2 separate regions of the Homo sapiens genome follow, and region 1 is linked to region 2. A link is a loop called in an ENCODE intact Hi-C map of the cell type or tissue named here. Cell type or tissue: CD14-positive monocyte. All regions are shown on one strand. Links, peaks and the distances in the headings refer to the core of each region. The heading gives the core; the rest is flanking DNA.

Region 1 (14,990 bases), core at 3,980-11,979, 51 kb after region 2:
GGGCGTCTGCCACCATAAAGTTCTCTACTTTAATAAAGGGCTTACTTTCCCCCTTGTCACCAGTCAGGGCTTCAGGGGGACCTACTTTGGGATTGTGTAAATGTCTTCTTTCTCATCAAACTTTCACTTGCTAGTTTTAGGATTGATATGTATTTCTTGCCTGAATTGTTACTATAGTAATTACCAAAAGGCGATTTTCTAAATTTATCATGAATTCTACATTGACTGGTTGGAATGCTACTTTAAAGAACAGGTTTTTCTTCTCTCCCTGTGTGTGTATGTATCTATGGACTCATGGATTTGTATCCTATTCAGTGCCATGTTATTTCTCATTATCAAATATTTTAAAAAATTTTTATTTTAGGTTTGGGGGTCCATGTGAATGTTTGTTACATAGATAAAGATGTGTCATGGGGGTCTGTTGTACATATTATTTCATCACCCACGTATTTCATCATGTATTAGGCTCAGTACCCAATAGTTATCTTTTCCGTTCCTCTCCCTCCTCCCACCCTCTGCCTCTTAAGTAGCCCCCAGTGTTTGTCGTTTCTTTCTTTGTGTTCGTAAGTTCTTATTATTTAGCCCCCACTCATAAGTGAGAACATGCAGCACTTGGTTTTCTGTTCCTGTGTTAGTTTGCTAAGGATGATCGCCTCCAGCTCCATCCATGTTCCCTCAAAAGACGTGATCTCTTTCTTTTTTATGGCTGTGTAATATTCCGCAGCACATATGTACTACATTTTCTTTATCTGGTCTGTCATTGATGGGCATTTAGGTTGATTCCATGTCTTCATTATCAAGTTTTTGATGCTCAAATTGTCCTAGACGTGGCCAGCAGGAGCCTCTCCAGGCGGATCACTGTGTCCTTTGACTTTCCCCATCATATCCCCACCCTGTCCCCATCATGCTGTGGGCACTTCCTGGCTTTCTGGCTGATCTTGTACATTCCTCACCCCAGCCCTGGAATTAGCCATTGCTCTAAAGAGCCCTTGTCACTTTTAGTGGCAAATAGTGTTTACGTGTGCATGTCACTCCTGGGGTGTCATTGCTTCTAGGCCTTCTCAGCAGATGTATTAGAGACAACCTAAACACCCACATAGAAGAGAGTAGTTGGCCAGGTGAGGTGGCTTACACATGTAATCCCAGCACTTTGGGAGTCTGAGGCAGGAGGATTGCTTGAGCTCAGGAGTTCAAGACCGTAGCGAGACCCTGTCTCTACCAAACAAACAAACAAACAAACAAACAAACAAAAATAGCTGGGCATGGAGACATGTGCCTGTCGTCCCAGGTACTTGGGAGTCTGAGGCAGGATGATCACTTGAGCCCAGGAGTTCACGGCTGCAGTGCGCTGTGATTGCACTGCACTCCAGTCTGGGCGACAAAGCGAGAACCTGTCTCAAAAAAATAAATAAATAAATAAATAATAAATAGAGTAGTTCAATGAAATAAAGAAGTTACAGCTACATAGCAGAGTACCATGTAGCTGTAAAAAAAATATGGCATCTTTGGGCCGGGCGTGGTGGCTTACTAAACCTGTAATCCCAGCACTTTGGGAGGCTGAGGCAGGCAGATCACGAGGTCAGGAGATCGAGACCATCCTGGCTAACACGGTGAAACCCCGTCTCTACTAAAAATAAGTAAATAAATAAATAAATAAAAATTAGCCTGGCATGGTGGCGGGCACCTGTAGTCCCAGCTACTTGGGAGGCTGAGGCAGGAGAATAGCATGAACCTGGGAGGCAGAGCTTGCAGTGAGCTGAGATCACACCACTACACTCCAGCCTGGGCGACAGAGTGAGACTCCGTCTCAAAAAAAAAAAAAAAAAGGAATCTTTGAATCAGTATGGCAAAAGACATGCCTAGGCAATCCTCAAAAGACATGAAAATAGCCATTAGACAATAGCATGAGCATACTTAGTCATCATTAGAAATCCAGATTGTAGAATTAATCCATATTTTCCTTTAGTATTTGTAGGTTTAACTTTTTTTGTGGTAAAATGCATATAATATGTAATTTAGCACCTTAACAAATTTTTTTTTTTTTTGGAGACAGGGTCTTGCTCTGTCCCAGGCTGGAGTGTAGTGGTGCCATCTTGGCTCACTGCAACCTCTGCCTCCTGGGCCCAAGTGATCCTCCCACCTTAGCCTCCTTAGTAGCTGGGACGACAGGAACATACCACTGTGCCTGGCCACCTTAACAGTGTTAAAGTATATAACTCAGTAGTCACAGTGTTGTGCGACCATCACCCCAATCTAGTTCCAGAACTGTTTCATCACCCCAAATGGAAACCTCACATCCCTTAGCCCTCAATCTCCATTACCCCTTCCCACAGCTCTTAGCAGATGCTAAGCTGCCGTCTGCCTTTCTGGACTTGCCTATTCTGCATATCTCACAGAAACAGAACCCCATGACCTGCGGGCTTCTGCATGTGGCTTCTATCACTTAGCAGATTGTTTTGAAAGTCGATCTACTTTGTGGCATATATTGGAATTTCATTCCTTTTTATGCCTGAATAATATTCCATTGTAGAATAGACTCCATTCTGCTTACTCAGTCATCCACTGGTGGCCATTTGGGTTGTTTCCACCTTTTGTGAATAGAGCTGCCATCAACGTTCATGTACAAGTTGTTGGAACACCCGTTTGCAGTTCTCTTGGGTATATACCTAGGACTGCAGGTTCTGGGTCATATGGTCATTTTGTGTTTAACTTGTTGAGGAATGTTTTCCACAGTGCAGTGTTTTACATTCCCATCAGCAATGTATGAAGGTTCCAGTTTCTCCATATCCTTGCCAACGGTTCAGTTCTTTTTTTTTTTTTTTTTTTTTGAGATGGAGTCTTGCTGTGTCACCCAAGCTGGAATGCAGTGGCACCATCTCGGCTCACTACAACCTCTGCTTCCCAGGTTCAAGCAATTCTCCTGCCTCAGCCTCCCGAGTAGCTGGGGCTATGAGCATGTGCCACCATGCCCAGCTAATTTTTATATGTTTAGTGGAGATGGGATTTCACCATGTTGGCCAGGCTGGTCTCAAACTCCTGACCTCACGTGATCTGCCCACCTCGGCCTCCCAAAGTGCTGAGATGACAGGCATGAGCCACCATGCCCGACCCAGTTCTTTTCCTTTTTTTTTTTTTTTTCAGTGTGGTTGTCCTAGAGGATGTGAAGTGGTCTACCATTGCTGTTTTGATTTGCAGTTCCCTAGTAAAGTTTAGCATCTTTTCTTGTACCTTTTGGCCACCTGTGTGTCTTCTTTGGGGAAATATTTAATCAAGGCAGCTGCTCATTTTTTTGATTGGATTGTCTTTTTGTTGTAGAGTTGTAGTTCTTTATGTATTCTGGATACTAGACACTTATCAGATATATGACTTGCAAATATTTTCTCCTTTCCTGTGAGCTGCCTTTTCACTCTCTTATTATTGTCCTCTGATGCACAAAAATGTTTCATAACAGCAGAGTTTTGATGACCAACGTCACCTTCATATGCTGCTTCTCTGTACCTGGCCCATGTAGACACTGAACGCTTACTGAAATGGAGGAAGCAGAGAGAGTGAGGGAGGTGGATACCGGGGACTACAGTTCACTGATTCAAAGAAATGGGGCATCAGGATAGGCTGATGGACGGGGGACTGTCTCATTGCCCCTCCAGGTGTCTGCTTGCTACAATGTGAAAGGCTGACTCAGGGTCTAACTATCCCTTTAAAGCTTCTAGTGAGGAGAGAGAAAAGATGGCAAATTCTCCGTAGCCTCCTTTTCTGAGTTTGATCTTTGGATGGATGGTTAATCCAGTTCTCTTGCTTAACCGCATCTCTTCTGCTTTGCAGTGAGCACAGTTTCTTTTGAGCATCTCCTCTCTGGAGACATCTGGCCCGTGGGCCTCTATGAGGAAAACCGTCAGCCTCTTCCTCACCCTCGGAGGCTCCAAAACACCCAGGCCAGCCCCATGTTGCCTAAAGCCCAGAAAACTGTGTTTTAAAATTTTGGCGAATGATTAGCAAATACTCTCACTGTCGTCACTGGGGGCAGGTTGGGTGAAAGTGCCCAGCTCATCTCTCTGGCTGCGGGCGCGGCGGGGCGAAGGCCAGGTGGCACGGCACGGATGTTCTTTCCTCCTTGCCGCTGCTGATGACGGAGTTTTGCAACCTTTTTTATTTTTATTTTAGCTTTTGCCAAAGGGAGTTTTTGAGAATGTACCTTGCTGATTTTTGTCTGCTATAGATACTTATCACCATTTACCAGATTTTTTTTGTTCAATTTTCTCCCCTTTACATTTTAATTTTCAGTGAAGTAGTTCAATCGCATGGTTAAAAAAACCAAACATTCCAAAACAATTTATATTGAAAAGCAGTAGTTCCCACCCTCCTCAACCAAACCCCAAAAGAAGCCTTTAAAAATCATATGCCTCGTCAACTATTTTATGATTTATCAGTGTTAAACCTTGTATGTTGACGTCCTATTAAAATGGAGGGGCAGATAATTCAATGTCCCACCCCACACCTTCCCAGTTTTCCCTCTGCTCTCTTTTAAAAAAATCAATCTTTTGAAAATTACCCCCTAAAATGCCTTTCTGACTTTTTTCTGATAACCTCTATGAAATTTTAATAAAACAGATATACTATCTATTGTTTACATTGTTACATATACTATCTATTGTTTACTTATACTGTAAGTATAGCTGTTCCTTGTATATAAGAAGTAAGATTTTTGGCTGGTTACAGTGACTCACGCCTGTAATCCCAGCACTTAGGGAGGCCGAGGTGGGCGGATCACTTGAGTCCAAGAGTTTGAGACCAGTCTGGGCAACATGGTGAAACCCCATCTCTACAAAAACTACAAAAATTAGCCAGGCGTGGTGGCACGTGCCTGTAGTACCAGCTACTAGGGAGGCTGATGTGGGAGGATTGCTGAGTCTGGGAGGTGGCAGTTACAGTGAGCTGAGATTGTGCCACAGCACTCAACCCCGGGCAATAGAGTGAGACCTTGTCCCAAAAAAAAAAAAAAAAAAAAAGTAAGTTTTTTTGCCCCCTCCAAGAGGTGATTTTCACCCCCTTAGCCCCACTGAGAGTGATGCTATAAACAGAAAAGAATTTGAGGTGAGTGATGTCCGTGAATGTAGTAACATCTGACATTTGGGATAAAGCCAATCTGAAAGAGTGAACAATCAAGTGGTAGAATGACTTTTGTTTTTTGTTTTGTTTTGTTTTGTTTTTGTATCTTGCCAGTCTCAAGGAATGAACAAGCCACGTGAGCTAACTTTCTAGATATCTGGAACTTAAGCCATCGAGTACCAGAGCATACATCTTTTTTAAGTGTCAGATGCATTACATACTTTACAGTTTTTTTGTTTGTTTGGTTGGTTGGTTTTTTTTTGAGACGGAGTCTCTCTCTATCACCCAGGCTGGAGTGCAGTGGCGCAATCTCGGCTCACTACAAACCCCGCCTTCCAGGTTCAAGCGATTCTCCTGCCTCAGCCTCCTGAGTAACTGGGATTACAGGCGCCCGCCACCACGCCCGGCTAATTTTTGTATTTTTAGTAGAGACGGAGTTTCACCATGTTGGCCAGGCTGGTCTCGAACTCCTGACCTCAGGTGATCCACCCACCTCGGCCTCCCAAAGTGCTGAGATTACTGGCGAGAGCCAACAGTTTTCTTATTCAAAAGATACCAAGTACTGTAATTTCACTCTTTATAGATGAGTCAGGTTCTTGCTAGATCACCCTATATGCGTCAACACATCCAGCAGCAGCCACTGAGTTATGAGAACAAACTTCTGTTTGAGGCAGGATGTCTGTGCCCTCTGCCCGAGTTCTGCTCACCCTCTCTGTCTCCTTCCTTGTGCCACTACCTGCTCTGTGGCAGCCCATGTTCCTGCCTTGAATGGTACCTACCCTCTCCCCCGCCCCATCACAATTTGCTGCGAATAAAGTTTTCTTAGTATGTGTGGTTAAAAAGAGTAAATTGTTACTGAGAAAATCCCTTCATTCCTCATTCAGGACGTGAAATGCTGGGGCTTTGAGCACTGGGCTGATGAGCAGGGCTTTGTCCAATTCCTTCTGATTTCTCTGCTGAGATCCAGAGCAGGTTCTGCCAAGGTGTGGAGCTCCTATTGCAAGTCCAAGCGCTGCCTGGCCAGGCCAGAATCGTGGAGCCCAGCGCTCTCTCCCCAGGCTCCGGCCACAGCCTCTGAATTCTCAGCATGGTGCCCAGCAGCCGTCCCAGGAGCAGCCACTGGAGCAGGCGGCCTTCAGTCCTCACCCAGGCTTTCCGCAGCTGTTCACGCGAGGTCCTTTCGGGCACCTTGTGCCTGAGCTAGTGGAGCTCCTGAGAGGCTGCTTTCAGGGACAGAGAATGGCCATGTCCTCTGTTTGTGAAATGCTCTGCAGCTTACAGGATATTTTTGCTATTCTGTCTTATTTAATCACCTTGAAACCCTGTAAAATGGTCTCTCTTATGGGAGAAATGTGGAAGAATAAACTAAATGGCTCAGAATTGCATGCCAATGGGTGAACCTGTGTTGCTTTAAGGTTCTCTGACCTAAGTGTTTTAAACCTTTCTACCTGTTACCTTGTTTTGAAATATATTTCACTATAAGAAGAAAGAGATCTGAGGCAAACTTCAGCTCAGCCCTCATAATCTAAGCTAGGGGCTTCTTAAGGAGTGACGTGCAGGAGGAGGTGGATTGCTCTGTGACCAGCCCAGGTCCAGACACTGGAAATCCTGCCCCATCGCCTAGAAGTGAGAGACCACAGGCCAAACTGGCTTTCCGCTGAGTCCGGGAGTTAACCGGGTCCTTCTCCAAGGCTTCGGTGCATTCCCAGCTCACTTCAGCACTTGTAAGAGAATTAAATCACTTAAAGAGAATTAAACAGAAAACCCAAATGGCTGGCCTGCAGAGTTTCAGAATCTGGTTTTCAGAAGCCATTGCTTGGTGGCCCCCGTTGAGCCCAGCGCTCAGCTTCTGCGCCACGGAGCAGCTGGAATCAGGGCAGGTTCTTGCCGCTGGAGCCCTCAGAGCTCTTGGCCTGGTGTGCTCTTGGACACTGAGCGACTGCAGGGTTGCCAGGCACCACGAGAAGGGACTGAAAAGGGCCCCACCGAGCCCTCCATGGGGGAATGCGATGCCCCTTCCAGATTTTAAGGAGATCCAGGGATTTCTTACTCTTTGGGTGCTGCATTTCGGCATGCTAAAAATAATTATTGCTATCGTTTTTCACCTTTTTAGTACTTCTCTGTGTTTTTAAAATCAAGATGCCCCTGTTGCCTCTGCCAGTTCTCAGTGGCCTTAGATATCGCTGGTGTGAGTGGAGCTGTGTGAGCTGAGGTGGTTTGTCTCTGCCAAAAAAATCACCCTCTTGTCACTCAGAGACTCAGGCTCCAGTTCCTGTGGTCACCACGAGGCTGTGCATGACCATGAGTGTGTCGGGCTGACGTGGAACAGAGGCGTGGGGGCTTGAGTCAGGGCAGAGGGTGCTCCGCAGAGGTGCCAGCTCATAAACACCTCCTGGGGCAGGGCGTGGAGGCCCCAGTGAGGCGACGTGGCGATCTCAGAGTCAAGTGCAGCAGTGACCTTTAGAACTTTCCATGAAACATGACACAGTATTTTGCAACCGGCAGGAGAGCTCTGGCAAATATGTGCTAAGGCGTGTTGCTGCTCCCCGGCGCGGAGGGGACCCGTGCCCTCTTGCATAATGAGATGTGGTTTGGAACGCAGCCGTGCAGGGGACTGGGTGCTTTGCAGGTATGGCCTCGTGATCCGCAAAGGTTCAGGATGAGCGGGAAGTTTTTGAGTAGTGCATCCTCACCTGCTTCTGCAGCCGTCCACCCATGGAGCAGAGGCAGCCTGGCTCTTGATGGCCCCCTGATGAGGAACCAGCAGAGCCAGTGTCGACCCCCACAATCCCACAAGCTGCCCACGGATCCTGGGCAAATCACTGAGCACCTCTGAACTTCTGGGTTTTTGAAAAATGTTATTTCTTGAACTGAATAGTCATGGCTGGCCTCCCTACCACACAGCATGGTTGAGAAGAATGTAGGAAACTGCTGCGGGCAAAGTCTCCCAGCTCTGTACAGCCGCAGGGTGTGGGTGACTAGGGTTCCCCCTGCCCTGCTCTGCTGGTGGATCTCTCGGTCGGCCGGGCTGATTCTGCCTGCGCGGTGCTCCCAGGCCTCAGCAGCCCTGCCCTGGGAAGTGCCAGTCTCATGAATGAATGGAGGCGCATGGAGGGAGGGTGGTTACACGGAGTCTCAGTGACTTTTCTCTCATATGGGTCCCCAGTGACAGCTTCAAGGAGACTATTTGCAGCTTCACATAACATGCAAAGTGGCTTTGATGAGACGGAAAGCTTGGGGTCTTTTCAAAAATTTGGTTTTGATATAATTGGAAGTCCAGAGATAGGGTGGGCTTCAAGGGGCTTGATCCTGTAGGTATTCACAGGCTACCTGGAGTAGGAGGCAGCTCGGCCTGATGACGCCCTCGGCTCTCAGATGCCCACTGCAGTGGTGGGGTGGGGGACAAGTGGAGGCTAGGCACCAACCATGGTGTCTACAACGGAGACCCAGAGTCCCATTCACCAGGCGATAAGGCTGGGGTGGGGCTCCAACCTGCAGCCTGGACCAGCACCACGTTAGTGGGACAACATGTGCCACATGTCCTGGCACTTCCCCGATGCCGTGGGAACGTGGCCCCGGGGCACCGGCTGAGAACCTCCAGCAATTAAAGGGTTTACTCGCATGTTTTGGGTCACCGGAGTCTGGGGGTGGGGGTTACATATCAGAGCCACAGGAGCGCCATTGTGTCTCTTGTGGAAGGGTGGTCGCCTTCACGCCACTTATCCTCATGTGCAGGAAGCAGGGGTGACCGTGCTCCATCTTCGAGCCCATCTGCAGTTCCCCTGACCTCTCCTTCCTCATCTCTCTCGCCCCCAGCTCTGCTGTGTAGTGCACAGTCTGGCTGTGGAATGTTTTGCAGCATCCAGATGTGGGGGGGCTGGCACACCTGGTAAAATCCAAGTATTAGAGTGAACGGGACCTAGTGCCATGGCCTCCCGCAGCCCAGCCCTGGCTGGCCAAGCCTGGAGCCCTGCCGAGGGCAGAGGAGCAGTCAGCACAGCCTCCCTGGCTCCAGAACAGCCACAAAAGCGTCCTCCAGGAACAGGACATGCTGCTCCCAGGGATGCCGAGCATGGAGCAGCAGCTGGCTTGCTGTTCCCTGACCCATCATGCTGCTCCTGAGTCTCGTGGAGGAACTCAGTAATCGCTCCTTTTCTTTCTTCTGCGGGTGAGATACCTGTCATCGGGGAGCTTTCAGTCTAGCTGGGGAGAAAATTAAACCAAAAGCCAGAAAACAATGAAGCATGCTAACAGTATGAAATGCCTTGTGGTAGTATTCTTCCACACTGTTTTCTTTTTCGAGTTGTCAAAGGTAGGTTTGTAGTCAGAAATCTAAAAGAACAGCCACCAGAAGACACACGTAAAGAACACACGTTGAATGAGCTGAGCTCTGATTTCACTCCCTCCCAGATCTTATAAACCTAGTGTCAGAATGGTGACCTGGAAGCCTTGGCCACACAGCACGGGGCACTGCTAAGAGATAAAGGCATCTGCCACCCGAATTACCTGGTCCCGTGCCAGGCTTTGGGTTGCAGCACCAGCCAGGGGTGTGAGTTTTAAACTGTGATCCAAAAAGGCCCTGGCCCTTTAAAAATACATTAGAAAATACGGTTCCTATTTGGGAGCCATTCTTTCCTTCCTTTTTCAGCCCCTCCCTTTAAAAAAGAATTCTGAGTGTGAAAAGCATTCTGTTAGAAGGAACTCTGAGCAGGGTCACAGTTGTGGCAGGGAGTTTCCCCTCTATTCATGTGGGATCATCGACTGGCGGAAACAGAAGAGGGGAAGGTTTGGTGTCCCCATCCGCCTGTGAGTGGTCAACTTTCCCCCGCCCACGTATGCTGAAGAAGGGTCCTCAGCCCCTGCCCTGCAATGGGAAGGCGCCATCTCTCCCAACGCATCAGCGTTCATCTCTAATCGTGGGATCCAAAGCTTTGTCCCTCATGTAAGGAATTTCAGGCATGTGTGAGTCAAACAGAAAGACCCCAGCAGTGAGGAGTTTTTTGTGCCCCACCTCTGTGCTCAGCCACCTAGAAGTGGCCTCGGGGAGGAAGCAGCCGGCTTTGTGCTTCCAGAGTACGGTGTACCCACAAGGCAGGTCAGCTTGTTGTAGCCTCCTGACTCGTCTGGTCTGTGTTGCGAGGTGGCTTTAATGCAAATAAGGACTTTTTATTTTATTTTATTTTTTTTTTTTTTGTGAGATGTAATCTTACTCTGTTGCACAGGCTGGAGTGCAGTGGCACAATCTCGGTTCACTGCAACCTCCGCCTCCCGGGTTCAAGTGATTCTCCTGCCTCAGCCTCTCGAGTAGCGGGGACTACAGGTGCGCACCATCACGCCCAGCTAATTTTTGTATTTTTGGTAGAGACGGGGTTTCACCATGTTGGCCAGGATGGTCTCAATCTCTTGACCTTGATCCACCCGCCTCAGCCTCCCAAAGTGCTGGGATTACAGGCGTGAGCCACAGTCAGGATTTTTAAACATGCTTCTTCTTTTGCCTTTAAATTTCCCAGCCTAAAATGAAAAATCAGGATGTAGAGAGAAATTCTTTTCCAAATCCCTTCAGTCCACAGCGGTCCTCTGGAGTCCTATGGGATTCAGGCTAGGGTATTGAATGGCTGCTGAATTTTCCTGTGCACATGGATGAGAAAGTATGGTATGGTGGAAGGATGTGAATTTGGGAATCGGGTCCACATGAGGGGACAAGTCCATCTTCTCTCAACTTACCAGCTGTGCCATCCAGGTCAAACTACTTCTCTGACCCTCAGTTATTCAATTTCAATGAAATGTTAATTATACCTGCCCTGCTCATGTGTGGGAAGGATGAAATAAAATAATAACTGTAAGGTGACCAGCACCCCAGCTGGCATATGGTAGGCATTCAGTAAATGTTATTATGTTACAAATAAAATATGGTTCTTAGAGGACAGGAATTTCTCCGAATTATTTGTAGCACCTCATCCCTTCAATCAACAACTGCCCTGCACGCTTACTAGAGGTTTAATAACTACCTGTTGAATGAATGACCATTTAAACTCAAGCACGGAAACGTCAGGCCTGCCTAAGTTGCTGGTTATTTTCCACACAAATTTCAATACATTTACCTCAGTCACTAAACTTTGAAATGTTCTTTTTTTTTTTTTTTTTGAGACAGAGTTTTGCTTTTGTTGCCCAGGCTGGAGTGCAATGGCATGATCTCGGCTCATCGCAACCTCTGCCTCCTGGTTCAAGCGATTCTCCTGCCTCAGCCTCCCTAATAGCTGGGGTTACAGGCATGCACCACCATGCCCAGCTAATTTTATTTTTAGTAGAGATGGGTTTTCACCATGTTGGTCAGGCTGGTCTTGAACTCCCGACCTCAGGTGATCCACCTGCCTCGGCCTCCCAAAATGCTGGGATTATAGGTGTGAGCCACTGCGCCCGGCCTTGAAATGTTCTTTCTGTCCGTTGTATTATGTAGTGTAAGAATAGTACACTGGCTGAAACAAAACCTTTTCATTTTCCTTTTAATCAAATCTGCCTCTTTCTTATTGGGATACTTGTTCAGGTCTTTTCCTAAAGATGTTTTGCTTTGTTACTTTTATTTTATTTTGTTTTATTTTATTTTTTGAGACAGGGTCTCACTCAGTTGCCCAGGCTGATGTGCAGTGGCAGGATCATGGCTCACTAGAGCCTGGACCTCCCGGGCTCAAGCAATCCTCCCGCCTCAGCCTCCCAAAGTGCTGGGATTACAGGTGTGAGCCACCGCACCAGGTGTTATTTTATTTTTAAATCGAGAAAACAATTTTTGTTAGAAGCTGATTTTTAAAAAGAAAAAAAGACATCTAAACATGAAACTCCTAAACTTACCTACTTCCAGAATTTAATCACAGTTAAGTTTGGGCTACCATATTTAACAGCAGAAATAATCCATCAGTATATCAGGGGACCTAGCTGGCGGTAGATTTCGCGGCTTGTTTGGGAAGGCTGGGGTCCCCTCCGGCATTGATTTGGCCTGGCCTGGGTTCCCCCCTCTTCTTCACACCCTCCAACCCTGAAGGCCCATCTCAAGTTCCCCTTCTCCGGGCAGGGCCACACGGGCCTTCTCCTCTCCTTCCTTTGTGCTGACGACACTTGCAGCCACGGCTCACATACTCACGGCTTTTTCATGCAGTTAGCATTGTTTATCTTTGTCTCCAGCTCATTTGCAAAGTCACTGAGAGCAAGACCTATTTTGTGTGTTCATTCATGCATCCTTGCTACAAATATCTGATCCCCGTATCTATCAGTCAGTCCCAGCAGGAGAAAGGAGGCACACTGAACTTTTTGGATCACTGGAGGAGAATTGAATAAAGACACTACTTTCAAAGGTGTGGGCAGGCTGCCAGGAACCCCCTAGGACTGGTGCAGTAACTCGGGTTCGTATCAGCAGGGCTGCTGCCACTGCTGTGCCTGAAGGATGAAGGAGAGGGTCCCTGACCCAAGACAGAGGTCTGAGGGAGGGTTTCTCTGAGAGGAGCTGAATTCTTCCCTTGGGAGATGACACAGCAAGGCCAGAGCAACCCTGCAGGGATGTAGGGAGCTATGAAAGCCTCAACTCCTCCCTCCTTCGGGCGTCTGCTGTGCCCACTGTTGGCTGCAGCTAACCAGCAGCCCGGGAGGAGGAGCCTGGCCAGGTAGTCCCTCCAGTCGGCTCCATCAGGGAGCAGGGGCAGCTGGAGGGACCGCAGGCGTTCAGGGTGACTGTCCGGTGCCTCCCAAAGCAGGTGCCTTGCTGTAGGCTTGGGAGATCCTCACAACGGGTGAGGCCTGGGCCCCTATCTTTTTGGGGTTCCCAGTCTTCTCTGTGGTAAGGGCGACATTCACATATAGAATAGAAGAGCTAAAATCTTTCAAAGGAGAGAAAAGTCCCCTCTTTGGGGAGTGATGAGGGAGGGCTCACTTGGGGGAAGGCACGGTCTCTGGATTGGGCCGTAAGGGTTTCATGGGGTTTCAGCAGGCAGAGCTGAAAACCACGGGCTTAGGAGGCAGGGCAAATGGTGTAAGCGAAAGCAGGTAGGTTAGAAAATTCCAGCCGGGTGTGGTGGCTCACACCTGTAATCCCAGCATGTTGGGAGGCCAAGGCGGGTGGATCACTTGAAGCCAGGAGTTCGAGACCAGCCTGGGCAACATGGCGAAACCCCCGTCTCTACGAAAAATACAAAAATTGCCTGGGTGTGGTGGTGTGCACCTGTAGTCCCAGCCACTTGTGAGGCTGAGGTGGGAGGATCATTTGAGCCCAGGAGGCGGAGGCTGCAGTGAGCTGAGATTGTGCCATTGCACTCCAGCCTGGGCAACAAGAGCAAAACTCTGTCTCAATAAATAAAAATAGATAAATAAATAAATAAATAAATAAATAAATAAAGGCTGGGTCATGCCTTATAGGACTCCCTGACCTTACAACATTCAGCACAGCACCAAGTAGACAGTTGTTACTCAGTCAATTTGGTAGAAATTGCATGAGAAAAGTTGAGACCATAGTTTCTTGATCGGCTAAGCAATGGTATGACTATGAGGTCATTCTAGACAGAGATGGGTCAGGTCCCCTAGGCAGGAAGAGCACACTTACACATCTTTAATAGGTCAGGTCCAATCACGTGAGCAGTTGCTCTACCAGTCGATGGGATCTGAAATGCTAGAACCAGCTCCAGCTACACCGGAGCCATGCCGGGGCCGAGCAGGCTTCTTGGGAGCTGGTGTGTGTCCCCTGCAGATGGAGGCTACCGAGACCAGCTCAGCTGGGGAGACCCGAACCCGGTTGGCTTCTGTGGATGGAGGCCCCATGGGAGTGGCAGATCTGGGGTGGGAGCTGAGCTTCCAGGGTTTCATCTCACGGGGATAGAATGGAAGACTTCCCTTGGCCCTCCTTCCTGTTGCCCTAGCCTGGAGCCATCTTTATCTCATCAGGCATCTGCAGTGACTGGGCCAACAACTCCAGTGGTACTAGAGGAATTAAAGACACACACACAGAAATATAGAGGTGTGAAGTGGGAAATCAGGGGTCTCACAGCCTTCAGAGCTGAGAGCCCCAACAGAGATTTACCCACATATTTATTAACAGCAAACCAATAATTAGCATTGTTTCTATAGTTATTAAATTAACTAAAAGCATCCCTTAAGGGAAACAAAGGGATGGGCCGAATTAAAGGAATAGGTTGGGCTAGTTAACTGCAGCAGGAGCATGTCCTTAAAGCACAGATCGCTCATGCTATTGTTTGTGGCTTAAGAATGCCTTTAAGCGGTTTTCCGCCCTGGGCAGGCCAGGTGTTCCTTGCCCTCATTTCCGTAAACCCACAACCTTCCAGCTTGTGCGTTAGGGCCATTATGAACATGTCACAGTGCTGCAGAGATTTTGTTTATGGCCAGTTTTGGGGCCAGTTTATGGCCAGATTTTGGGGGGCTTGCTCCCAACAGAGGCCCCATGGCAGTGGCAGATCTGGGCATCTCTGGCTTCTGTGGATGGAGGCCCCGTGTGAGTGGCAGATCTGGGCATCTCTGGCTTCTGTGGATGGAGGCCCCGTGGGAATGGCAGATCTGGGCATCTCTGGCTTCTGTGGATGGAGGCCCCGTGGGAGTGGCAGATCTGGGCATCTCTGGCTTCTGTGGATGGAGGCCCCGTGGGAGTGGCAGATCTGGGCATCTCTGGCTTCTGTGGATGGAGGCCCCGTGGGAGTGGCAGATCTGGGCATCTCTGGCTTCTGTGGATGGAGGCCCCGTGGGAGTGGCAGATCTGGGCATCTCTGGCTTCTGTGGATGGAGGCCCCGTGGGAGTGGCACATCTGGGCATCTCTGGCTTCTGTGGATGGAGGCCCCGTGGGAGTGGCAGATCTGGGCATCTCTGGCTTCTGTGGATGGAGGCCCCGTGGGAG
Region 2 (14,990 bases), core at 3,995-11,994:
AGAAATAATAAATGCACTGACCTGCAAGCAGCAGCCACACTTCTGGGAACTTATGCTGGAAATATGAAGTATGGACCAAGTTTTTATTGTATTAATTCTCTGTAATTGCCAAAGATTGAAAGCAGCCTGCGTCACCTACAGGGGACTGGTTAAACTAGAGCATTCCAGACAAAAGCATATGACGTGGATACCCCCAAATCCCTACGTGCTGATATTGAAAGATCTCCCAGATAGGCGAGGCAGTAAGACACGAGCAAAACAGATAAGAGACAGGGAACAGCCTTCATATTTGCATTTGCATAAAGCAACCCTAGCTGTCTACGCAACTAAAAGTGGTTCCTCTGGGGACATGGCATGGCTGGGCCAAGGGTATGACTCTTCAATTACAGGTTGTTATGTTTTGACTTTTGAATCCTATTAATTTACTTTTTTTTTTTTTTTTTTTGAGACATAGTCTCGCACTGCTGCCCAGTCTGGAGTGCAGTGGCGCGATCTCAACTCACTGCAACCTCTGCCTCCCAGGTTCAAATGATTCTCCTGCCTCAGCCTCCTGAGTTGCTGGGACTATAGGCGCCCACCACCATGCCCAGCTAATTTTTGTATATTTAGTAGAGATGGGATTTCACCATGTTGGCCAAGCTGGATGAATTTACTTCTTAAAAAAAAAAAAACAAGCTGGATAATATAGCCGTTGCTCTCAGAGTCCTCACAATCTATACAGAGATACAATTTATATGTAAATAGCAAATGGGTAATACGTGACTGATTTTAAATTCTTAGGCATTAAAATGCAATGGAGTAGGATATCATTTTCAACTGGACTGCTCAGAAAAGTTGGTGTAAATTTGTGGGAATCAGCTAGTTTTTGAAGAATGAGTAGGATATAAATGGGTGAGAGAAAAAGGGTCAGGACACTCGAGGTAGGAAGGAATGGTGTGAGCCACTGCTGCTCAAATTTTGTAACAAGCCTCCCTTTGAAGGGAGAAAATTTCTTACTGATGGCTGTCCTTGAACCCCAATATGATAAAGATCGCCTTAAATTCCTATACAAAGTGTTTTAATCGCAAATCATCAGAATCAAGGAATTCCGGCTCCCCAGCTATTACCTTTAAAATCACTTATCTAGGTCAGGCACAGTGGCTCACATCCATAATCCCAGAACTTTGGAAGGCTGAGGCAGGCAGATCCCTTGAGGTCAGGAGTTCGAGACCAACCTGGCCAACATGGTGAAACCCCATCTCTACTAAAAATACAAAAATTAGCTGGGCATGGTGGTACATACCTGTAATCCCAGCTACTCTGGAGGCTGAGGCAGGAGAATCACTTGAACCCAGGAGGTGAAGGTTGCAGTGAGCTGAGATCACACCACTGCGCTCCAGCCTGAGCAACAGAGCGAGACCCTGTCTCAAAAAAAAAAAAATATATATATATATCATATTGCTTATATATATATCATATATATGTCTATGATAACTTTAACCTTGTGGGAGTCCTGAGCCCCCTTTTTTGAGGAATGCTGGCACGGGGGGATTAAAGAGGAGTAGAGGGTGTCCCAGGACAGCGTGTAGGTCAGGTGGCTGCTGCAGAAGAGCGGTGTGGGAGAAAGGAGAGGCTGAGGCCAGGGCTGTGTCCTGGGGTGCACTGAATGCCAGGCAGAGTCCGACACCTTCTGCAGGCAGGAAGCAACCACTGAAGGTTTCAGCCAGCAGGTCCCTGTTCAATGTTCATTCCTTTCTCTAGGCTGGGCACACAGATAGCCTGGGGAGAACTGACCTACTGTGATCTTTTGATTCTGCCCTTTAAGCCATGAAAATAGGGCAGTGCAGACTAAGAGGGGGCCAGGTGGGCCGTGGGGAGTATCCCTCAGGTAGCTTCGGTTTCCCCTCCACCTGTGGAGTTCCCCTTTCTTCTTCACGGACCTCTCCAAAGGCTGTCTCCCAGATTAGTCTGAAAACAGATCTTTGGGAAACGTTGGCACCCTCGGCCATCCTGGAAGGTCAGAGTCCACTCACTTTGGGCACGAAGACCTGAGACGTGGCAGCCTCGTGTTGCACAAGCAGAGGGAGGTGTCCCTGGGCCTCATGAGTGCAAAGGGCAGAAGTTCATGATCCAGGGGGCTTCTAGGATCCACTGCTGAGAACCAAGAGTGAAACCAGAAGCACTGGCAATGCCAGGGACAAACTACACAAAGGGGACGGTCCTCTGGCTCTAGGGATGTCCCACAGGGCCTGACCCAGAATCTTCTGCACTTTCTCCATGAGAAAGAAAGATCCCAAACCCTTCTGACAGGTGTAGGTGACACACGCAGAGGCCACACTCAGGGAGGGGTTTCCTTCTGCCTCTCAGCAGCCACCAGGCCCTGCAGAGAGGCTTGGGCTGCATGGAGACTCCATCCTGCACACAGGACACGAGTCAGGGACACCTCAGTGACCAGGCCCTGCTCACAGAGGCGTCCAAACTCTGTCCCAAGAGACGACGACTTTTAACCCCATTCCTAGGACATGCGATGCAGGCTTTTTGCTTTTTCTTGTTTGAAAAAACAAAGACGCAAACAACCCCCTGTTTTTTGTACCTGACTCCCAGCTGGCGCAGCAGCTGATCTGGAAGTCTCTCCTCCTCTGGTGACTTTGGCCTCACATCTCAGCAGTTTTCTTCCCTCTCCTCCTTATATAACAAGCCCCTCTAGAACAGAATGAGTTTGTTGGCAACAAAACACCAAAAATAAGAAAACCTAGCAAATTCCCTTGTTTAGGTTCATTAGCGCCGTGGTTTGCAGCCTTGAGTCCCCAACCAAGAAACTCAAGCTTTTCTGCACCACGTAGTCTCCCCGATGAACCAGCTGCCCAGCGAGCCCTGTGAGGGGTCCCCCAGCTCCAGACATTCTGAGGCTGCCTGGTGCCTGCAGCTGGTCCCTGGCCTCCATCTGGAGCCCTCTGTACTTGGTCCTCATTGCCCCAGCCTGGGGGCCAAGGGCCTGGGCCTGAGAGATGGGGACCTGGGTTCTCAGACCCTTCTCCCAGCTTCCTTGCTGCCCAGCCCCAGCAAGGTATTTAATCTCTGAGTGTCTCTGGTCTCATTTATCTTCTTGGTCTGAGCGCTGAGCCTCAGACTGGATCCCACTAATCTTCTGACCCTGAGCCTGGGAGCATGGCATGCACCTTTCTCTGTGTTCTAGAAGGACCTGGAGCCGTGGATACAGGAAGAATTGACCTCTCCAGTTCCCATTTCCTGGGGAACCTATGACCTCCAGCATCTCTGAGGAGCTGGGTGGGTGGTCCAGGCCTGGCGTGATGGGCAGTTGTTTGGCAGATGAAATTGAGGCCATCTCTGGCCATTTGCTGCTATTGCTTTTTAAAAATTTAGTGGATTTTACTTGTGAGCAGTTTTAGGTTTACAGAACCTGAAGCGGAAAGTTCAGAGGGTGCCCATCTGCCCCTCCCTGACCCTGCAGCCCCCATGCCAATCTCCCCTGTTGTCTGCGTCTGGCATTACTGTGGCACCTCTGTTACCATTGAGCTTCTGTTGATACCTTATTGTTAACCGAAGTCCATAGCTGACATTAGGGCTCACTCTTGGTGGTGTACATTCTGTGGGTTTTGACAAATGTGTGATGTCGTGTGTGTGATGTTGTGTGTCCACTATTACACTCTCATGCAGAGCGGTTCCACCGCCCTAGAAATCCCCTGTGCACCACCTGCCCTTCCCTCCCTCCCTCACCCAAGCCCTGGCTGCCATCACATCCTTTGGTGGTTGTCCTGCCTCTGTCCTGGAACTGCTCATGCCTTGGGGCCTGAACACAGGCTGTACCCACCAGGTGGCAGTGACCAGCGTGGCCCTGGGGCCCACCTGGATGTGTTCGAAGGAGGAGTGTCATTGCGGTGCTGGGAGGTGGGATGGCCTGGAACAGAATTTGTTTTGGGAAGGCCTTGGAGGAGCTGGAGGGGTTGAGTCTAGACACCTCCTGTCTCAGAGGAGGAAACTGACGACCAGAGATGGGAGGCGACTTTCTTTTTTTTTTTTTTTTTGAGACAGAGTCTCGCTCTGTCGCCCAGGCTGGAGTGCAGTGGCGTGATCTCAGCTCACTGCAAGCTCCGCCTCCCGGGTTCACGCCATTCTCCTGCCTCAGCCTCCCGAGTAGCTTGGACTACAGGTGCCCGCCACCACACCTGGCTAATTTTTTGTATTTTTTAGTAGAGACAGGGTTTCACCATGTTAGCCAGGATGGTCTCGATCTCCTGACCTCATGATCCGCCCACCTCGGCCTCCCAAAGTGCTGGGATTACAGGCATGAGCCACCGCACCCGGCCCGTGAGGCGACTTTCAAATGACACAGCTGGTTAGGCAGAAATCTAGATCCAGGCCTGCCTCACTGAGGGGGTAGAGGTTCAATTTATCTTTTTAAACAAGAATTAAACTTATAAAAAGACTAAAAAGTAAAATTTTAAAAGAGCTAGCAGTGTGGTTGTTGTGAGTGTTGTTAGCCCACCCGTGAGGGATTTTGGCCGGTGTGAGGTTCTGGAGGGGGCGGCATACCTCCCAGGCACCTTCATGTCCTATCTGGTAGCTGCCTGCAGCGTGGCCCTGGCGGTGTGGCCTGGAATGGGGAGTAGCAGACACCTTCTCCTGACCTGGCTGGTCTTTATGCATCGCTGCTGGCTAGATGCTAGATGCTGGCCGGTGGCATCTGGAGCCCCTCCATGCAGAGTGTCCGCGCCCGTCAGTCTGGAGGACACGACAGGTTCCATGGTTCCTGGGAAGTTCCTGGAGCGGCTGCCGCCTGCGTGGCTGGGATCACAGACTGAAGGGCTCTGGGGAAGTCACAGATTCATGTACAATAAATGACACCAGAAAGGGAGTTGGAGCACGGGCTTTGTGCTGTCGCTGGAGACAAGATGCAAAGGTGCCCGCAGAACCCAAGTGGCTTCATAGAATTAGAACATTTGCTATGTGCCCAGTATAGCCAGGCCCGTGCGAGGGATGGCCAGCCCGTTGCAATCCTGTAAGAGTTACTGTTACCAGCTTATGTAGTGGAAACACAAGCTAGAAAGTCAGAAGCAGCTATAAGAGCATGACATGATCAAAAGGGACCTTGGTTAGAAGTTGCAAGACCAGGATTTGGTTCTGGCTGAGTCACGGCTCTACCATGTGGCTCTGAGCAACTTGCTTGAATCTCTGGACATCTGTTACCCCACCTGTAACAGAAGGGCCTTGGAGAATTTCTGAGGCCATTTCCATCCTAACACCCTGTGACTGCCCAGTTCTCTGGGTTTAGGCGCTAGAGGTGAGGGCACCCGCAGCAGGCCCGGGCCAGTTGGGAACAGAAGCTGACAGGCACCGCTCGGCAGGGGGCTGGGGCTGGTGGTTGTCCCCAAAGGTGTAATTGCTGTTCTGGGTCTAGCGGTGGCCTGGGGATGAGGCCAAGCTACCCTGCATGTCAAAGGGCCAGGGGAGGAGCAGATGGGGGTGGTGGTGAGAGGTGAGGAGGGAGGGAATCACCACACCCTTGTGGTAATAAAGAGATGTGATGTTCTGTGTTCTTAACTCCATGTGTATTTCTGGGCATAAAGTACGGAGAGGGGTCAGAGGGCTTCAGCCAGGAGAGGAGGACAGATGGTACCCCTTGCTCCACACTTCTGGTGACACCTCGGGGACAGAAGGTCAGCTCTTCTCTGTTCCCTGAAATCTACCTGCATGATTTCAAAGCTTATCTAATGCAGAATTTTTCAGACTTTTTCACCCACAACACAATAGGAAGTACATTTTATTCAGGCTGGGTACAGCGGCTCATGCCTGTAATCTCAACACTCTGGGAGGCCAAGGCAGGTATATCCCTTGAGCCCAGGAGTTCAAGACCAGCCTGGACAACATGGGAAAACGCCATCTCTACTAAAAATAGAAAAATTAGCCGGGCGTGGTGGCTCACACCTGTAATCCCAGCTACTTGGGAGACTGAGGCATGAGAATCGCTTGAACCCGGGAGGCGGAGGTTGAAGTGAGCCAAGATTGCGCTACTACACTCCAGCCTGGGCGACAGAGTGAGACTCCATCTCAAAAAACAAAAAACGAACAAACAAAAAAACAGGCCGGACACGGTAGCTCACACCTCTAATCACAACACTTTGGGAGGCCAAAGTAGGTGGATCATGAGGTCAGGAGTTTGAGACCAGCCTGGCCAACATGGTGAAACCCCATCTCTACTAAATATACAAAAATTAGCCAGGCGTGGTGGCGGGCGCCTGTAATCTCAGCTACTCAGAGGCTGAGGCAGGAGAATCACTTGAACCCAGGAGGCGGAGGTTGCAGTGAGCCGAGATTGTGCCATTGCATTCCAGCCTGGATGACAGAGCAAGACTCTGTCTCAGGGGAAAAAACAAACAAACAAACAAAGTACATTTTATTCTATGTGTGTGTGAATCATTGAGACACAGGCTTCATGCAACCATGAGATACATTCTTATTGTAATTCAGTTTTTGGTGGTTGTGCAATCCACTAAATTGATTTCATAATCCACTGACAAGTTGGGACTGTCAGTGTGAAGAGCCGTGGCCAGATGCTGCGGGAGTGGCCGGCTCACCCCGGGATGGAAGTGAGGAGACAAATGAAAGCTCCTCTATTCACTATGCTTGGCTTGGGAAGCCCTGGCTTGCTTTTTAAGTCCATGGTATTTCCTCCTTCCTCTGAACTCCCTGTACCTTTTGATCTATAATGTGCCTGGCACAGAGCAGGTGGGTGAAACAAGATGGAGTAGAAGGAGTCCTTGGGTACCCGTAGAAAGTGTTGGGGAAGAATCTTTTGATGTATGGCTCTGTAAATATGGACAGTTGAGATTCTGGAAGCACTGAGGTGGCAGCCTTTGCAGGCCTCAGCTCTGGGCCAAAGCCCAAAGCCACATCTTGGGTAGCTGTTTGGGAGCAGAAATGAGGTCTCTGAGCCCTCGTTCAGAGGTGTCCTCTCTCACACAAGGTCCTCTACGTAGAGGAGGGTGTGTCTCAGAGCCAGCCAGCAACTCGGTGACCTTACAAAAATGTCCCCAGGGTGCCCAATTTTATTGTAGTTCATGGTGTCCCTCCTGCAGTTTGTCTTCAAGCACTAACCAAAACCGCTGGGTGTGTACCCGGTGGGGAGCACCAGGCGGCGGTGGGGGGTGGGGGGGGTGGCAAGAAGCTGACTGTGGGGGAAGCGTCAGATCTGACCAGGGCCATTTGGGCCTCTGCAGCAGAGGTCAGGCCGGGGCCATCTCACTTTCACCTCGTGGCTGGTTTTTTCCTCTCTGAAGTCTGGGTGGCCGATGACTGGAGGGTGTGTCTGCAGCTGGCTGGCCGGGCCGGGTGTGGGGCCTCGGGGCCTTTCCCTTGAGTCGGTAGTGCCCACGGAGGGCTCTATGCTGGTATTGGCTGGTGGTTTGGCATTTTATTTGCGAGCCAATAAAACCTCCCCAGAACCCCAGAGCTGGCCTTTTCACACCCTGTCTTGGTAGAATCATAATGTCAGAGCTGAAGACAGTCCTAGAAATGAAGGGCTGTTCCCTCCGTACAGGGGCTGGAGGTGGCGCATCAGGATGTCATTCCCTTATCCCGAGGTCTTGGTGTTTACTGGCCCCCGGGCCGTCCTCAGTCATTTACGCCCCAGCTTATGACCACTCTCCCCGTGTCAGCTCTGCGAAGGGGAAGGACAGAGGCTCATGGAATCCAGCCCTGGGAGGAGCCGGTGACTCAGGGGTGAAAAAGACGCGGTCCTTGCCGAGCTCCAACTGGGTGTGGCAGGAGACAGGCCCTCAGTGACAGGACAGGGTGACAAGATGCCATGACAGACACTTGCACGACTGTTACCCAGCGTGCGAAGGCAAGAGGATTGCCCCACTCTGCTGCCAAGGCTCAGAGACGAGGCTAGGAGGTGATCGTGGTGCTTTTCTAAACCTGTGATTGCCCTTCACGTACTGTGAATGTTCCCTGACAGTCAAAGGAGGACATTTGGCCATTTCCTGTTGTTCTCTAAGCACTGCCAGGACAACGGCCCTTCACATCCGTCTTTGTCCTCTCGTCCAGCTGGGGCCTGTGGGTGTCTCACTGGGCCCTGGGCAAAGTGAGGGTTCCATAGTGTGGACAGAGAGCCACAGTGTGGGCGGAGAGCCCACCCGATGACTGAGCAGACCCATCCGTCTATGCAGCGAAGGCTGAGAGCTTCCAAACAGCGGCCTGCTTTTACCCTGGACTCTCCCCATGTCTGTCCCCACCAGCTCGGGTGAGGGGGCCTAGGGCTCTGTGTTAGGAGGGGTCTGCAGAGAAGGAGAACCAAGACTAGAGATCCAAGCATATAGATCTCCTATTTTTCTTAATATATGTATACTAAGAAAATATATTAAGTTAATATATTATGTGATTATATCTCCTTAATATACATATTTTTCTTAATATGTATATTGAGATATAATCACATAATATATTAACTCTATATAATGTATATAACATGATTACATATACATATTATCGTGATATATATATATATATATATATATATATATATATATATATATATGAGATTTGTTTGAAAGAATTGACTCATGCGTTGGTCGGAACTGGAAAGTCCCGAATCCACTGGGCAGACGGACTAGAAGCTCAGGCAGTCGATGCTGCAATCATGAAGCAGAATTTCCCCTTCCAGAACCCTCTGTTTTCCCTCTTCAGGCCTGCTGCGGATTGGGGGAGGCCCACCCACATCATTCAGCATGATCTGCTTCACTTCAAGTCACTGACTGTAGATGTCATCCACGTCTGCAAATACGCCCACGGCAGCCACCTGCTTGGTATTTGATTGAATCAGTGGGTGCTATGGCCTCGCCAGGCTGACACATCAAATTAACCGTTACTGACTCCACGATGGGATGTGGTCAGTGGAGCCCAGCGCTCCCTGTCCCATAACATCCCCTCCCCTGCCCCCTGGCTGGGGCCCGCAGTGCCACCTGTGAAGACCGCAGCTACTCCGGATGGAGGCGGCAACCTGCAGCCCAGGCCACACCCTTGGAAGGGAGCTGGGAGGCTGCCTGCTGCTGGTCCTCGAGGAGACGGCTGCACAGACCATGCAAATGCGCCCCCCAACCTGCATGTCCCGGGGCCTCCCAGGTACTTGCCTCCTTCCTCATGAACTGGGAGCTGACCCAGACTCCTGTAGCCTCCACCCAACCTGTCCCTCTAGGTGCTGCCCCTGCCCCCCACTCTCCCTCCTTCTGGGGGATCTCAGACAGGCTGGAAGAAGACAAGCATGTGTGATGAGCAGAGGCTGGACTCAACCTGGCCTGGGAGCAGCTGCCTGTAAGAGGCTGCCCTGGGGCCCTGAACTAGGAAGGGGCTCTCAGGAATCCCACAGCACAAGCCCCTGAGGTCAGGACGGTCAGGATGGCCACCCCCAGCTGGTCAGAAGAGGCACTGTTGGCCCCTGCAGAGCATCCTCCACCACAACGTGAGGAGGCCAGTGGGGTCCCTCCAAGCTTCCATGGAGCTCTGGTCAAGTAAAGGCTGCCCGGAGTGGGCAAGGAAAGGCTCGGCTGCCCTTTGCACGAGGACAGAGCCGGAGACTCTGGCAGCGGCCATGCTGTGATCCTCTTTAGAACTGCCGTGCACAAGTCATGAATCATCTTGGCTTTCACCTTGGGAACGGGATAAAGACAGCTCTCTAATTATAAGGGGGACAGCCAGTGTCTTTGCAGAAGCCTCTGAAACCCGATCTCAGGCCTTGGTTGAGTGTGAGCAACTGCCCTGGCTTCCGCGGGAGCCGCATGAGGGGCCTGGCTGCCCTGGTGATGATGCCTTTGTTGCTCCCCACAGCCTTCATCATCAGGCCCCAGTGTGCCCTCGGCCAGCGGCCCTCGCCATGCCCAGTGCCACGGGGGCTCACACCGCGGGAAGGGCCTTTGATGACGTCCTCTGGTCTCGTTTCCCACCAGCCCGTGATAAGAAGGATGATGGCCTCCTTTTACACACTGGAAAGTGGAGGTTCCTGGATTTTAAAGGGCGTGCTCCACATAAGACGTGAATGCAGAACTGCGGGGAGGGTCGAGGTCTCCTGGGCACTCCGGGCCAGGGATTCTGCAGCTACTTGGTTTTGAGCAAAAAGAGTTTCATGTCTGGTGCTGATATGGAGCTAGGGAAGCCCCGGGTGGCCTCGGGCCAGACGAGGAACTGGGAATACGGTGGAGCAGGGGACTTCCTCAAAGCCAGGGGAGGCTCAGGCTGCCAGGCCAGGGTCCTTGGCCTTGGGGGGCGGGGAAGGGGAGCCCCGAGGCGGTTGTGGGAACCAGGACCACCAGGTGAGGGAGCCAGGGAGGAAGGGTGGCCATAGGAGTGAAAAACAGTTGGATGTTTCTTTTGACATCAGGAAGTTGCTTAGGCTGTAGTGAGAAACTACGGTGTCCTCTGTGGAAAGTAAATGGCTCTGGAACTTCTCTGAGAGTGGAGCTTAGGCCTTCCCGGATTTGGCCACTGGCCCTCCCCTGCTGCCTGGTTCCAGTGATTCAATATTTGTTCCTTATTTTTCTGAGAGTGGTTATATAACATGAATGTTTTTCAAAGGCTCCAATTGACCTGGCTCTGGTCACCTCCTGCCGCCCATCAGTACCAAGAATTGCCCGTTTGGTGGTTTTGGGGATTGCGCAAGGCCGGCCTGTCCAGAGGCACCTCCCCCGTGCCTCCCAGCAGAGGGGCCTGCCAAGGCCGTCACCACTTGGGGCGAGATCCAGGCCACAGTCACCACTCAGCCGTGGTCAGAACCTATGAGCCACTCCCCGGGCAGTGACTGAGGGCAGGCAAGGTGGGCAGGACGGGGTCCAGGTGGGAACCGCGGGCCTCGGGCCTGTAGCTGGAGATGCCACACGCAGCTTTCCCGGGGTCACTGGGCGTCTGATAGAACCCGCCTGGTGCTGGATCCCACAGCCCAGGCCCTTAGGATTGAGGGAGCTGAACAATCAGTTGAGAAACCTTAAGGGTTAGAACCTAAGAAGCGTATCAAGACACAGGTTAAGATGGAAAGGCAGAAATGCTGCTGGGTCCTGGCCGTCTCACCTAGATAGCGTTGTGAAGGCAGAGGAAGCTCCTTCCTTCCCCGGCGGTGCACGCCCCGAGACTCCGTCCAAACACCCTGTGGCTCTGAGAGCAGTGGAGAGTCTTTGGTCGTTTGAGAGTAGGAGGAAATTATTTTGATGATGAAGATAGGAGATGAGAACATGCATCTTATTCTGAGTCTAATGGGAGTCCTTTACAATGTTCCTGATCTCGCCTATTGTTGTCCGCTTCAGTGGGTAAAAACAGAGAACGTGCGAGCTACAAGGCATCTTCACAGGTTCTCTAGTTCAACCCTCTCATTTGACAGATGAAAAACTGAAGTCCGGATATGTCCAAGATTCCCCAGATCGCAGATCACAGAGCTGGGGCTCCGGCTCAGCCCCCGGCTCCCTCCCTGCTGCAGGCTGTGTTCTTGTGGGCCTGAGGGACACGGGGGCTTGAATATGGCCGGGAGGGGCCCTGGCCTCGGCGGACGCAAGGCCCAGCAGCTCCAGATGGTGCTCTCTGTGCTGGGGTCCGCTCAGCAGGAGCGGAGAATGCAAATCATTCTCGATGTGTTGCTTCCTCGGTTGGAATCAAACAGGAATGTTGTATCGTGACCCTGATATTGTAAACCTCGAGTTTGCCCTGAGGTGGGGGCCATCGTGGGCCCCTGCTACTGGCAGCCTTTCTATTTGTCCTGTATTTGCACTCTTGTCTGTCTTCTTTCTGGGGTATCCCAGCTGCATCAACAAAGGAGCTCTGTAAGACAAAACATCAGAAACGCTGGAAGGTCGGAACTGCATCTGATCGATATACACTTAGCACCTGCTGTCAGGGCTAAGATGTGAGTAAAACTGCCCCCATCCTTCAAGAATACACAAATTAGTTGATTGCAAACATTAGAAAGTCTATTATCCTATGGGGAAATATTGGGATAAGTAGCGGGCCGGGGGCAGGAGGAGCTGTATGTGACTCCAAATGTGGATAGTGCAAGAATGTGAAGTGATTGCATTTGGTGGTGGGATTTTTTAGACTTTCCTGTTCCTTGCAACACCAGCTTGAGTTACTTTTAGTTAAGAAGAACTTGAAGAGAAAGTTAGTATGGTAAGTTGCCTGGGGAATGAATCACAGGACTATACAAATCCTTATGTATCCTTCCTTCCTTCCCCTGAGGTCACACTGTGCCAAGGATACTTGTTTTAGGAAGAAAAGCTCTCTTTTTATAGCCTCTGATACCAAATTGTTTTTCTATTACTGGAACTGAACCACTCCAAGGAGGTGGTAAAGTTTCATAGAAAGAGTTCTGAGCTAGGAGCAGGTGGACCTGGTTACAGGACATGCTTGCTACTGTCTGATTCTCTGGCATTGGGCAAATGACTTAACCTCTCTGACCCTCAGTATCTTCATCTATAGTCGGGGATGATACCACTTGTCTTTCCTACTTGTGTGGGTTGCTGTAAGGACCAAATGAGGCAACAGTTGGGAGATTTCAGAAGGACATACTAATGTCAGATTAATGTTGGCTCTGTCGTTAATACTTCACTTTTTTTGTGATAGACTTTTGGCTTTTGCCTGGATTTCTAAGGCAGCGAGATGGATGAATGAGTTGCTTTTAAGGTCAGCTTACATCTCAGGAATTCTCTCAGATTTAGGGCTTTTCTCTTTGGTCCTGATGCTTTTCTGACAGGTGACTTTATCAGTCCAAATCCTGAAAATTCACCTTTTTATCTCCAACACATGTGGTCAAGGTCTGACTTACATTTTGTGCAGCGGATGAAAATCAGAGTGCTAAAGCTGTCTCTTGGCGGAAATCAGGGCTTCAGCATCTCTTGGTGCCTCAGCGTTGCCCCCTAAATGTCCTCCCAGTCCTGTGAGGGCCTGAGTGGCCGGCAGACGGGAAGAGGAAGTGAGGGACTGGACTGGGAGTAGAGACCAGTGGTGGGGAAGGCCCAAAGCTCTGGCAGGAGTTTTAAATTTAGAAATCACGGGAATGGGGCACATCCAGGAGCCTGGGCCTTCTGGCATGTCACCCGAGACACCAGGTCCTAAGTATTCTACAAGCCAAGACTCTAGTTGCCATAGTTGCAGTTAGAGATTTTCCCACACCGGCCCCAAGATGCGTGATGTTTCCTGGTGAGCTCTGGAGATGAGAGCCAAGATTAGAATACTGGGACTTGCTGGGAGGTGGGATTGGGGGTGGGGAGCCTTCCAGCAAAGCCTGCCATCTGTGCCAGGGGACTTCCCTGTTGGGCTGCATGACCAGGCAGGCACACACACCTGAGTCCAGCAGCCACGCAGCAGGCCACGATGTTGGGCTTGACTTGATGCTTTCATACTCACTCCAGCCCGAGACACCTGCGTGGGACCTGCCTCCACCACTCCGGGCAGCCGCCTGGGGTCCACGGGCAGCCTGAGCTAGCAGCAGGCCTCACATCCGGCCCTCAGCTCTTTTACACCATCTTGACGTGAGTCCCTTTGAACCTCCTCGGCCTCAGTTGTTAGAGCAGGATGCTGCTTAGGGTTGCATGAGGAGCAAGTGAGGATTTGTGAAAAAGCTTCTGCATGTGGAAACTGCTGGTGCTGAACAAATGTTAGAGGGTAATGAGAATTTGAAACCAGAGAGGAATGTGCTCATTAAAATGGGCGATAAGAGACCCACCCTGGTCCCTCGTCACTTCCTAGTGAATTGCAACTGCGTGTGGCCTGATGGTTCACTGGCCCAGCGGCACAGACTCTGCGGCCCCATGCTTGCTGCAGGCGCAAGAGGGTGCTTGGTCGGGGAGTTAATTCAAACACATCTGGAACCTGCTGCCTGCCGGGTACAGTATGAGGCCAAGAATAGAGAGGTGGGTAGCTTTCCTCTTGCCAGGGATGGATTCAAAGTCTAGTTAGAGAAATAAACTGATAGATGAGTATAATACGGGATTATCAGTCTGGTAATAAAGGTGTATCTAAAGTACTGTGGGACACAGTCTAGGATAATTAATAAGAGATAATTAATTCTGTCTGAGGGTGACTCTCAGCCAGAGAGTGTGTTTGACTTGGGCTTTGCAGGACACATAGGAGTTTACTCTGTGAGCCAGGATTTGGGGACACGGAGCAGGAAGAGCAAGAGGAAGGAAAGAGAGCTCAGAGGAAGGAAAGGGCTTGGGGTGTTTGGTGAATGGCACCAGGGTGATTCCTGCATTGCTATGGGCCGGGCTTCATGCTGGGGGCTGGGGATGGGACCCTGGAGCTGTCCCTGAGTGGCTGAAGCAAAATGAGAGCAGTTCACAGGAGGGGTGGATGGTAGCCATGAACAGAAGTGTCTGAGGAGTTAAGACAGCATTCCAGGTGGGATGTCCATGGATGCATAGCTGTGTTTGGAAAATGACAAACCCTCTGCCTGGGCTGTTGCTGAAAGGAGGAGACCGGAACAGAGAACATCAGAAATAAGGCTGCGGAGGTCAGTTCATCTATGGGGCTTGGGTTGCAGCCTGCAGGGCCGGCTGGGAGCTCCTGACTGTGTCTGAGACTCCTGAGACTCCTCCTTGGGAGGCACGCAGCTCTCCATCTGGTCTGTGGTGGAATTTCCAAATGCCCTCGCTGTACCGCAGGCCAGTGCACTCTACCCATGCTCCCCAGGTGATGTCAGTGTGCAGCCAGGGCTGAGAACTTTGGAGATAAACACCACCAGAAAGGCTGAGTCTGGAATCTGCACATCTGAGATCTCACTGGCGTGTCTCAGTCAGCCAGGCCTGGAAGCCATTGCTGAGGTGACGGTACGAGTGGCTGGGGCCTTAGCAGGGGGCTGACGTGATGAGGCTCACCCTTTCAGGGGTTGCTCTTTAAGCAGAGACTTGGAGCACAGATCCAAACAGGGAAGGCTGAACAATTTGGACAATAATTAGGTGGCCCAAGAGGGAACTGGGTGAGAGTGGGTGTAGGCCTGGACCCCCAGGGCAAGGACGTGG

Evidence for each region. Hi-C counts contacts between places; a loop is a spot of excess contacts. Peaks named below come from ENCODE experiments on the same cell type or tissue, not always from the same donor. Only the 100,000 strongest peaks of a DNase experiment are listed, where the experiment ranks them.
Region 1: a loop joins it to region 2, with 2.9 times the contacts of the local background. A loop is called at or near these places in 3 of 110 quality-filtered maps.

What each region holds. Positions count from the first base shown.
Region 1 is chr7:151,737,935-151,752,924 of GRCh38, reverse strand. All of the region lies in intron 3 of PRKAG2 (protein kinase AMP-activated non-catalytic subunit gamma 2), which reads left to right. Among named protein-coding and RNA genes, the nearest start is that of PRKAG2-AS2, 61 kb to the left of the region's middle. RefSeq lists an enhancer at 1-382. In CD14-positive monocyte, for the core only: a CTCF peak has its summit at 7,379; DNase peaks (open chromatin) are centred at 7,484 and 9,864; H3K4me3 peaks cover 1,245 bases; H3K27ac peaks cover 2,585 bases.
Region 2 is chr7:151,789,393-151,804,382 of GRCh38, reverse strand. All of the region lies in intron 1 of PRKAG2 (protein kinase AMP-activated non-catalytic subunit gamma 2), which reads left to right. Among named protein-coding and RNA genes, the nearest start is that of PRKAG2-AS2, 9.4 kb to the left of the region's middle. RefSeq lists enhancers at 7,270-7,851, 7,852-8,434, 8,695-8,834, 9,379-10,276, 13,365-13,866. In CD14-positive monocyte, for the core only: no CTCF peak of the experiment used is centred there; DNase peaks (open chromatin) are centred at 6,482, 7,762, 8,622, 10,642 and 3 weaker places; H3K27ac peaks cover 7,550 bases.